3 separate regions of the Homo sapiens genome follow, and all the other regions are linked to region 3. Evidence: chromatin contacts called from ENCODE Hi-C or POLR2A ChIA-PET data. All regions are on one chromosome and are shown on one strand. The core of a region is the stretch at or near the end of the contact, and the rest is flanking DNA. Distances in the headings are between cores, read along the strand shown.

What was found. Hi-C counts contacts between places; a loop is a spot of excess contacts on that map. ChIA-PET counts read pairs that join two places held with the same protein, here RNA polymerase II (POLR2A). Pooled maps may share reads with other maps.
Region 1: POLR2A ChIA-PET joins it to region 3 with 20 read pairs in PC-9. The contact joins the enhancer-like site here to the promoter of SPATA2L in region 3. POLR2A ChIA-PET finds 5 or more read pairs at or near these places in 3 of 52 experiments (CD8-positive, alpha-beta memory T cell, K562 and PC-9).
Region 2: a pooled map shows a loop between it and region 3 (21-fold over the local background). The contact joins the enhancer-like site here to the promoter of SPATA2L in region 3. A Hi-C loop is called at or near these places in 4 of 50 pooled maps. POLR2A ChIA-PET finds 5 or more read pairs at or near these places in 2 of 52 experiments (MCF 10A and WTC11).

The regions. Positions count from the first base shown.
Region 1 is chr16:90,042,848-90,046,096 of GRCh38, reverse strand. It overlaps DRC4 (dynein regulatory complex subunit 4), which reads right to left. Exons shown (of 11, transcript NM_001481.3): 11 at 1,137-2,901. The coding sequence ends at 2,752. It also overlaps the pseudogene URAHP. Among named protein-coding and RNA genes, the nearest start is that of GAS8-AS1, 15 kb to the right of the region's middle. Within about 2 kb of position 1,901, at least 2 of the 41 ENCODE cell types and tissues checked have a DNase peak (open chromatin) inside an H3K27ac peak, as active enhancers do.
Region 2 is chr16:89,993,735-89,996,754 of GRCh38, reverse strand. It overlaps the pseudogene AFG3L1P. Among named protein-coding and RNA genes, the nearest start is that of DBNDD1, 24 kb to the left of the region's middle. RefSeq lists enhancers at 319-1,300, 283-1,482, 1,597-1,676, 1,780-2,074, 1,301-2,281 and 1 more. Within about 2 kb of position 1,646, at least 21 of the 41 ENCODE cell types and tissues checked have a DNase peak (open chromatin) inside an H3K27ac peak, as active enhancers do.
Region 3 is chr16:89,700,076-89,703,090 of GRCh38, reverse strand. SPATA2L (spermatogenesis associated 2 like) reads left to right here and starts at 1,386. Exons shown (of 3, transcript NM_152339.4): 1 at 1,386-1,463; 2 at 1,858-2,161. The coding sequence starts at 1,859. RefSeq lists silencers at 791-1,510, 1,681-1,780 and an enhancer at 2,783-3,015.

The DNA.
Region 1 (3,249 bases), core at 652-3,151, 340 kb before region 3:
ACAGAGTTTCACTCTTCTTGCCCAGGCTAGAGTACAATGGCGTGGCATCAGCTCACCGCAACCTCCGCCTCCTGGGTTCAAGCGATTCTCCTGCCTCAGCCTCCCTAGTAGCTGGGATTACAGGCATGCACCACCACGCCAGCTAATTTTGTATTTGTAGTACAGACGGGGTTTCTCTACGTTGGTCAGGCTGGTCTCAAACTCCCGACCTCAGGTGATCCACCCACCTCGACCTCCCAAAGTGCTGGGATTACAGGCGTGAGCCACCACACCCAGCGTGCTATGCTCTTTTTCTTTTTTGAGATGGAGTCTCTCTGTTGCCCAGGATGGAGTGCAGTGGCACGATCTTGGCTCACTGCAGCCTCCACCTACCCAGTTCAAGCAATTCTTGGCCTCAGCCTCTCGAGTAGCTGGGATTACAAGCACCTGCCACCACCCCCGGCTAATTTTTGTATTTTTAGTAGAGACAGGGTTTCACCATCTTGGCCAGACTGATCTTGAACTCCTGACCTCGTGATCCACCCACCTTGGCCTCCCAAAGTGCTGGGATTACTGGTGTGAGCCACCTTGTTCGGGCCTGCTCTTTCTAATCACAGCAGAAGCGCACACTTTAAAGACCAGCTGGCAAGAATGATGGGAGGTTTTCCAGAAGTGACTATGGGCAAAGCCACGGTTATTCAGAACCCTGATAAGGGACCAGGGCACACAACACAGACGCTCCGTGGAGTTGGACAGGCCCACTCTGTGGGTGAAGGTTTGGTAGTTATTGACCCAGAAAGCCACACACTTTTTTTTTTTTTTTTTTTTTTTTTTTGAGATGGAGTCTCGCTCTGTCGCCCAGGCTGGAGTGCAGTGGCACGATCTCGGCTCACTACAGCCTCCGCCTCCTGGGTTCATGCCATTCTCCCGCCTCAGCCTCCCGAGTTGGGACTACAGGTGCCCGTGACCACGCCCAGCTAATTTTTTTGTGGTAGAGATGGGGTTTCACCGTGTTAACCAGGATGGTCTCGATACCCTGACCTCATGATCCGCCTGTCTCAGCCTCCCAAAGTGCTGGGATTACAGGTGTGAGCCACCACGCCCAGCCAGCCATACACAATATTTTAAGTGAAAACCACAGGTTATAAAACAATACAAATAGTATAATCCACTTTATAAGTTTTTAAACAAATATACTTATGCATAGAGAAAATCTGGAAAAATATATGCCAGCTATAAAGTGGTTCTTGCTCATGGGATAAATTGTGGGAGACTTTTTCCCTTTTTGCTTCTCTGTGTTGTGATTTCCTAAAGACAGGGCAGTGGTGTCCCTAGACTGCTCTGGAACTGCAGGACCTAACAGCCTCACTGTGTCTGCTCACCCAAGTCTGACAGGTGGCAGGGCAGTGTCTGAGGCCCACTGGGATGCAGACCCAGGAAAGCTGGGGTGGGGGGCTTCTGGTCCCCATCTCTGCAGCCTCATCCTCTCCCCAGCTACACAGACCCAGATGGTCACTGTCCTGGACCAGATGAAGGCAGGCACCTACAAGCTCACCTTCGACACTGAGGGCTACTGGAGGAAGAGGGGGCAGGAAAGCTTCTACCCACATGTGGAGGTGAGAGCCCCAGTGGGCTGGAGGGGGCTGAGGCTCATGACTCACTGGGATCTGCAGGCCAGGTCCTGCTGGCCGGGCATCATTTAGGCAGTGGGCAGACTGGTCCTGGGCGGTGGCAGGTAGGTGAGCTCACTTGCTTTGAGCTCCCAAAAGAAAGGTGTCCAGGCAGCAATAGACTCTACGAGGACACACCCGTCACTCACCTGCCCAGGGTCAGGCTTTGTGGGGAGGCTGGGCCAAGGGTGATTCATCCCCTCTTTGTTGACAGAGGTTTTCATCTGAGCCAACTCCAGCTCTCTGGGCCTAACCTCACTGCCTCACCCCACACTGGAGCCGCCGCAGAAGCGCCTGACTTACTGGGCTGTGGCTTCTGTGGAGTGTCCCTCTGGTGCGGAAGGTTCACCCCATCCCAGACCCTCAGTCTGGGCTGCTGAATTCTCTCAGGTGTGTTGGGGCCAGATAGGTGGTTTGCTGCTATCCCCTTATACTCTCTCCTGGCCTCTCCATCTCAGGTTGTTTTAACCATCACCAGCAAGGCCCAGAAGTTCCACGTGCCCCTGGTCCTACATCACCTACCGAGGGAGTTAGAGCGAAGACTGGCAGCGGGAGGCTGCCTGCCCGTTCCCGCACGCTGGCTGCACCCACCCAGCCCTCAACAGAGCGGGCTTTGTGCTCATCAGGGAGCATTGGCTCACCACTTCCTAGGGAAGTCCCGGCCCCCTGGAGAATCCCACTGGGCAGCTGTGACTCAGGTGTCAATGAAGTTAGTGCCAGCACCTGCAAAGCTGTCCATTCGGTGGGACAACAGTGGCGCGAAGACAGGCAGCACAGCGCGGCACTGCCCCAACCCCCAGGTGAGTGCGGGGCACTCTGAGAAGGTGCCGCCGACTGTGGTCGGAGGTGAGACCAGGGAGTAGGCCTGGACACAGGCTGGACGTGCGGCACCCAGGGAAGGGAGCGACAGGGACACCATGGGTGAGGGTCCTGCAGGTGGTTCTCCTCCACAGAGCCAGGAAAGAGGATGGCAAGAACATGTGAAAAGCTTTCATTTGCTGATGATAAAATCTAAAAAACTTGCTGTCCTTGGTGTGATAAGGGGTGTCATCCCGAGTGTTCCTAGGCTGGTTCTCTGGGCTGTGGCCCCCCAGGGGGGCAGCTACGTCGGGGTGCCCACCAGTCCCGCGGGGCCCTGGCCCAGTGTCTGTCCGATCACAGCTGTTTCCAAGGGCTTGAAGCCCACGTTGTCCAGAGGGATCCCGAAGGCCAGCAGCTTTGCCTCATACGTGCGCAGCAGGTCGTTATGGGCCTGTGGAGACAGGGCAGTGTCAGGGAGCTGAGGGTCCCCACGCTCAGGACCACCAGAGCTGAGTGCAGCTCCATGGAGGGGCAGCGTGAGCATCACGGTGCAGAAGGATAAAGCCAAAGGCTTATCAGTCATTTCCCGTGTGGGACACAGCTCCAAGCACCTTCACTGCGTTGGCTCAGGTAGCACGACAGGGAGAGGCTGTCACTATTCCTATTCCACAAATGACGAGACGGAGGCAGAGGGCAGGGACACTCAGGGCAGAGCTGTGGTCTGGGAGGGCTCTGGGCCCTGGCTGGGTGTTTCCCACTCAGGTTCTTCACGCCCTCCCTTCCCCTGTTGAATGACGTC
Region 2 (3,020 bases), core at 397-2,896, 290 kb before region 3:
CAGTGCTGCTCCTGGCCGCTGGAGCTTGACCCAGATCAGTTGTTAAGGAAAATCTCCAGCAGAGAGGCCAAGGCTGAACTTCAGTAGAGAACTTAAAGGTAATGGGAGGTGTCCATCAGTCACCACTATTTAGCCACATTTTTTGTTAACCTTTATTAAGGTATAATTTATAAACCATAAAATCCACCCATTTTACACACACACATCAACGATTTTTAATAAACTGATCACGTAGTGCAACTATTGCCATAATCTAGTTTTAGGACATTTCCATCATCTCTGTAAGGTACCCTGTGCAATTTATAGTTAACTCCCATTTCCACTTCTGGCAACCACTCACCTCATGTCTGTCCCTACAGATTTGCTATTCTATACATTTTTATTATTATTCTGCACATTTCACATAAATGGGAACATATACTATGTGGCCTTTTGTGCCTGGCTTCTTGCATTTAGATCAGTATTTTCTAGGTTCACCCATGTTGTGGCATGCATCGATACTTTATTCCTTTTTATAGCTGAATGTGACTACAGTATATACCACTTTGGCCATTCACCTGCTGATGGACACTACAGATGCTTCCATCGGAGCAAAACAGACTCATCCCTGCTGAAGGACAATCAGAGTCATCCCCGAGTTATCTCTGCTGAATCATCCCTGCTGAGTCATCCTTGCTGAGGGGCGGTGCTGAGTCATCCCTGCTGAGTCATGTCTGTTGAGGGGCAGTGCTGAGTCATCCCTGCTGAGTCTGCTGAGTCATCCCTGTTGAGGGGCAATGCTGAGTCATCCCTGCTGAGCCATCCCTGCTGAGGGGCAGTGCTGAGTCATCTCTGCAGAGTCATGCCTGTTGAGGGGCGGTGCTGAGTCATCCCTGCTGAGTCATCCCTGCTGAGGGGCAGTGCTGAGTCATCCCTGCTGAGGGGCAGTGCTGAGTCATCCCTGCAGTCATCCCTGTTGAGGGGCAGTGCTGAGTCATCCCTGCTGAGTCATCCCTGTTGAGGGGTGGTGCTGAGTCATCCCTGCTGAGTCATCCCTGCTGAGGGGCAGTACTAAGCCATCCCTGAGTCATGTCTGTTGAGCGGCAGTGCTGAGTCATCCTTGGTGAGGGGCAGTGCTGAGTCATCCTTGCTGTGTCATCGCTGCTAAGGGACACTGCTGAGTCATCCCTGCTGAGTCATCCCTGTTGAGGGGCAGTGCTGAGTCATCCCTGTTGAGGGGCGGTGCTGAGTCATCCCTGCTGAGGGGCAGTACTAAGCCATCCCTGAGTCATGTCTGTTGAGCGGCAGTGCTGAGTCATCCTTGCTGAGGGGCAGTGCTGAGTCATCCTTGCTGTGTCATCACTGCTAAGGGACAGTGCTGAGTCATCCCTGCTGAGTCATCCCTGTTGAGGGGCAGTGCTGAGTCATCCCTGCTGAGGGGCAGTACTGAGTCATCCCTGCTGAGGGGCAGTACTAAGTCATCTCTGCAGAGTCATGCCTGTTGAGGGGCGGTGCTGAGTCATCCCTGCTGAGTCATCCCTGTTGAGGGGCAGTACTAAGCCATCCCTGAGTCATCCCTGTTGAGCGGCAGTGCTGAGTCATCCTTGCTGAGGGGCAGTGCTGAGTCATCCTTGCTGTGTCATCCCTGCTAAGGGACAGTGCTGAGTCATCTCTGCAGAGTCATGCCTGTTGAGGGGCGGTGCTGAGTCATCCCTGCTGAGTCATCCCTGTTGAGAGGCGGTGCTGAGTCATCCCTGCTGAGGGGCAGTACTAAGCCATCCCTGAGTCATGTCTGTTGAGCGGCAGTGCTGAGTCATCCTTGCTGAGGGGCAGTGCTGAGTCATCCTTGCTGTGTCATCCCTGCTAAGGGACAGTGCTGAGTCATCTCTGCTGAGTCATCCCTGTTGAGGGGCAGTGCGGAGTCATCCCTGTTAAGGGGTAGTGCTTAGTAAGCCCTGCTGAGGGGCAGAGTCATCAAAGTCATCTCTGTTGAGGGGTAGTGCTGAGTCATCCCCGTCTATGGGCAGAAGAAAGCAGTCTTGGTAACATTCCAGCTTTTTAACTTTGGTATGTAAACAGACATCTGAAGTCAGCCAGAGGAGAGAACAAAAGGGAGGAAGCACATTTTGTGTCTAAGACAGATGACACCTTTCAGATACCTGCCAGCCAAGACCTCACTCACCATCCTGCAGCAGGCAAACGTACAATCCTGTGTGAATACACGTGACCTGACACTAGGCAGGACACTGTGGGGAGCCAGGGGACGGGTACCACTGGGGGCGCCAAGGCAGCTGGAGGTGATAAGATGCCACAGCAGAATGTTCCAGGGGTGGCAGGAGCCGGCGGGCATAGGTCAGAAGCCGTGGCCAATGGCCACATAACCATGAGGTACTGACGCAGCAAAGAGCTGCGGAGCATGGGTGAAAAGAACAGGCATCTCCCTGGAAAAGTCCCCACTCATTCCTGAGGGTGATCCCGCCTAGGCAGGGAAGTAGGTTTCCTAGCATAGACCAGGATTTCATTGAAAAGAAGAGAGAAAAGCAAACGAGCTTCCTCAGCAGGGAGGGCAAGCCCCAGGCAGAAACGCTGCGGGAAGCATCAGGTTGCCAGATTCTCCCCCTGGGACATTACTGTCAGCTCTGCAGTAAGACTCACTAAGTCTGACTTTAATTAAGACAGAAATTCAAGTGGGTACAAATTAGTTTTGGGGCTAAGAAACTGATCTCTGAGGCCTCTGAACACTCTCAACAGGCGAAAAGTCCTGCAGACAAGGGTGAGCACTGCCAGAACTGAATGAGAACGGCCAGTCACCACCCCCCATGACAAGGAGCAGAGCACACATGGCTCCCACCACGGGGAACAGCACAGCCCGCAGCACTCACCAGGGAAGCCTGGGGTGAGCACTGCCAGCTTCCTCGCCAGGGTGTCCTTATTGAGGCTCTTGTCCAGCTTCAGTGGGCGCAGGTGGACCTTAAAGATGGAGGACCTGCCTTTAATGTAAGGGGGACCTAATGAAAAACAGAGAAAGAAGCATGGGCTCT
Region 3 (3,015 bases), core at 137-2,636:
ACCTAGATAACTCAGGGAGATCCACCGACTGCATCACGATTTTTTTTTCCAGACATTCTCGCTCTGTCACCCAGGCTGGAGTGCAGTGGCACGATCTTAGCTCACTGCAACCGCAACCTCTGCCTCCCAGGTTCAAGTAATTCTCCTGCCTCAGCCTCCCAAGTAGCTGGGCTTACAGACATGTGCCACCACGCCCGGCTAACTTTCGTATTTTTAATAGAGACGGGGTTTCACCATGTTGGCCAGGCTGGTCTTGAACTCCTGACTTCAGGTGATCCGCCCGCCTCGGCCTCTCAAAGTGCTGGGATTACAGGCGTGAGCCACCGCACCCGGTCATGATCACTATTTCTAAGATGCCAGCAGGGAACTTCCAGGTAAAAAATCTAAGAAAAAGGGGGGACCTCGCCGCCCAGGCCCAGGGAAAGTTTCAACAAACTTGGGCCTTGGTTTTGGTGGCCTGGAGAGATGAGGGACACAGACGTGAAGTAGCAAAGCCTGCCCAAAGCGGGGGTGTGGGGTAGGGGTGGGTTTCGGCTGGGACCTCCAAGGGTCTCCCTCATCCTCCTCTACTTCTGGGCAATGCGAGAAAGTGGCTGTAGCACAGAACAGAGGAACCCGAGCGAAGAAAACGTCCCCGGGAAGTCGTGGCCCAGATTTAGCCTGGGTGGATCCGCAGCCCAGGTCAGCTTTTAGCCTAGAGAGGGGGGCGGCTTCGCCCTGCCTCAGAGACCCGCCCAGACGATGCTCTCAAGGGCTGCAGATGGCAAGTGCAGGAGGCCGGGAAGCGGAGCCAGCATAAACAGAATCTGAGGTCCCCGCATCCACCTGAGGCTGCTGTTTCAGACGAGGCTGAAAGGCTTGTCCTTCCGCCCACCTTCCGTGCCGCGGGCCCCTCCCTCAAGGGGATGGCCCCGCCCCACAGGGGAGGCCCGCCCCCGGATCCGGCCAATCCCCGCCAGGTAATGCAGGTGGCCCCGCCCCGCAGGAAAGGCTCTTCCCAGGATCCAGCCAATCCCCGCCAGGTAATGCCGGTGGCCCCACCCCCCAGGGGACGAGCCCGCGCACCTGCTTCCCCGCGGCCGGGTCGCCTGGGGCTGGGTCCCTGTCTCGTGGGGAGGAGCGGCCCAGGCACAACGTTCCCTGAGCGCCTGCCATGAGCCCGCAGCCCTCGGCCCAGCGGCGTCGTGAACGATACCGGTCCCGCGAGGAGACGGGCGACGCGGTGACAGGAGGCTCTCGGGGTGCCTCGCGCAGGGGCTCGGCCGGGCTGACACCTCCTCCTCCCCTTTCACCAGGCCCCGCCCCTCCTAAATTATTCGGAGGCGGGGCCTGCGCCAAGCCCCGCCCCGCCCCCAGCGTCACGGCCGCGGACCCCGGGCGGAGCCGACTCCCGGCGGAAGCGCGCGGCGCGCGGGGAGGCCCGAACTGATCCGCGGCGGCCGGAGACCGCTGGGGACAGACAGGTAGCGCCGTCACCCGCGGGATCCGCAGCTCCATCTGCCGGGCGAAGGGGCTCTGGTCGGGAGAGGGCTCAGCGGGCGGAAGCGCGTCTCTAGAGAAGGGTGCGGTCGATAACCGGGGGCGCCCCTGGAAGGCCGAGGTACCCAGGCTGGAGGGAGGGGCTGGAGGTGCGGGGGCGCTCAACTGGAGGGGCCTGGATCGCTGGGTGGGCGGGCAGCTGATGGGGCCGAGGTCTCCAGCGTAGGGGGTGCCGAAGATACCGGGGGCGCCCAGCCGCTGGGGGCGGGGTCTCCAGGCTCGAGGGGTCCTGGGGACGCTGGGTGAGGGTTCGGGGAGAGCGCGGCGGGCTGGGCGCGGCCTTAGGTCCCTGACCCCCCCGACCCCCGTCCGCCGCAGGATGGGCAGCAGCTCGCTGTCCGAGGACTACCGCCAGTGCCTGGAGCGCGAGCTGCGACGGGGCCGCGCGGGCGTGTGCGGGGACCCCTCGCTGCGCGCGGTGCTCTGGCAGATCCTGGTGGAGGACTTCGACCTGCACGGGGCGCTGCAGGACGACGCGCTGGCTCTGCTCACCGACGGGCTGTGGGGCCGCGCCGACCTGGCGCCCGCGCTACGCGGCCTGGCTCGCGCCTTCGAGCTTCTGGAGCTCGCCGCGGTGCACCTGTACCTGCTGCCCTGGAGGAAGGAGTTCACCACCATCAAGGTAGGCGCCAGGCCAGGAGGAGCGCGCCCCTCGTCCTGGCCTGCGGGTCGCGGGGCCGCCGACCATGGGGGACCACGCCTTTCGAGAGAGAGGGGCTTCAAGTGTCCTCAGTGCCTGGTGGGCTCCTCAAGGCTCCGAGCGCTGAGGGGTCGTGGGCGTGTGGGGGCACCCACTCCTAGGGCTGAGAACATGGGGTGGGCGAGGGCAGGCTTGGGTGCTGCCTACGGGGTCCTGCCCTGAGAGCTTGCGTCAGTGTCTTCCCTAAGAGGCCTCGCGGCCCCAGTTGCCATGGAAATCTTAGGACGGGGGCACAGAAGGGACTTGAGTTCCCATGGTCATCCTAATTCCTCCAGGTTATGGGCCAATCCCATTTGCAGAGGAGGCCGCCGAGGCTGGGAGGACTGCAGATGGGTGCATCCCTGTGAAGTCTCAGGGCTGGGCTCAGACCTAGTGAACTCCACGGCCTGGGGCGGGAGGCTGTGCCCAGGGCTGGCCTGGCCTCTCCAGGTGAGCTCCTGGCGGCAGGAGGGGGCAGGGCCGCCGGGAGCTCTGAGCTAATTCGGAAGAGTAGGAAGCCGATGACGTCACTGGGCACGTGGGCGAGCTACGCCTCCGCCGGTTGCCATGGCAGCGGCAGTCTCTCCGCGGCTCCCCGGGGACACCTGCTGGTCGGAGGCGCCAGGACTTTCATTCATGAGAGAGGACGGACAGGCCCGCCCTTGAGGCCTCCCAGGGGGCGGGGCGGGGGAATAACCGGCTTCAGTGCCGGACAGCCCTGGTTTGGACTTAGTTCTGCTGCTTCCTGGCCGCGAGGACTTGGCCAAATTAGCTAATCTCTGTCAGCCCCTTTCCTC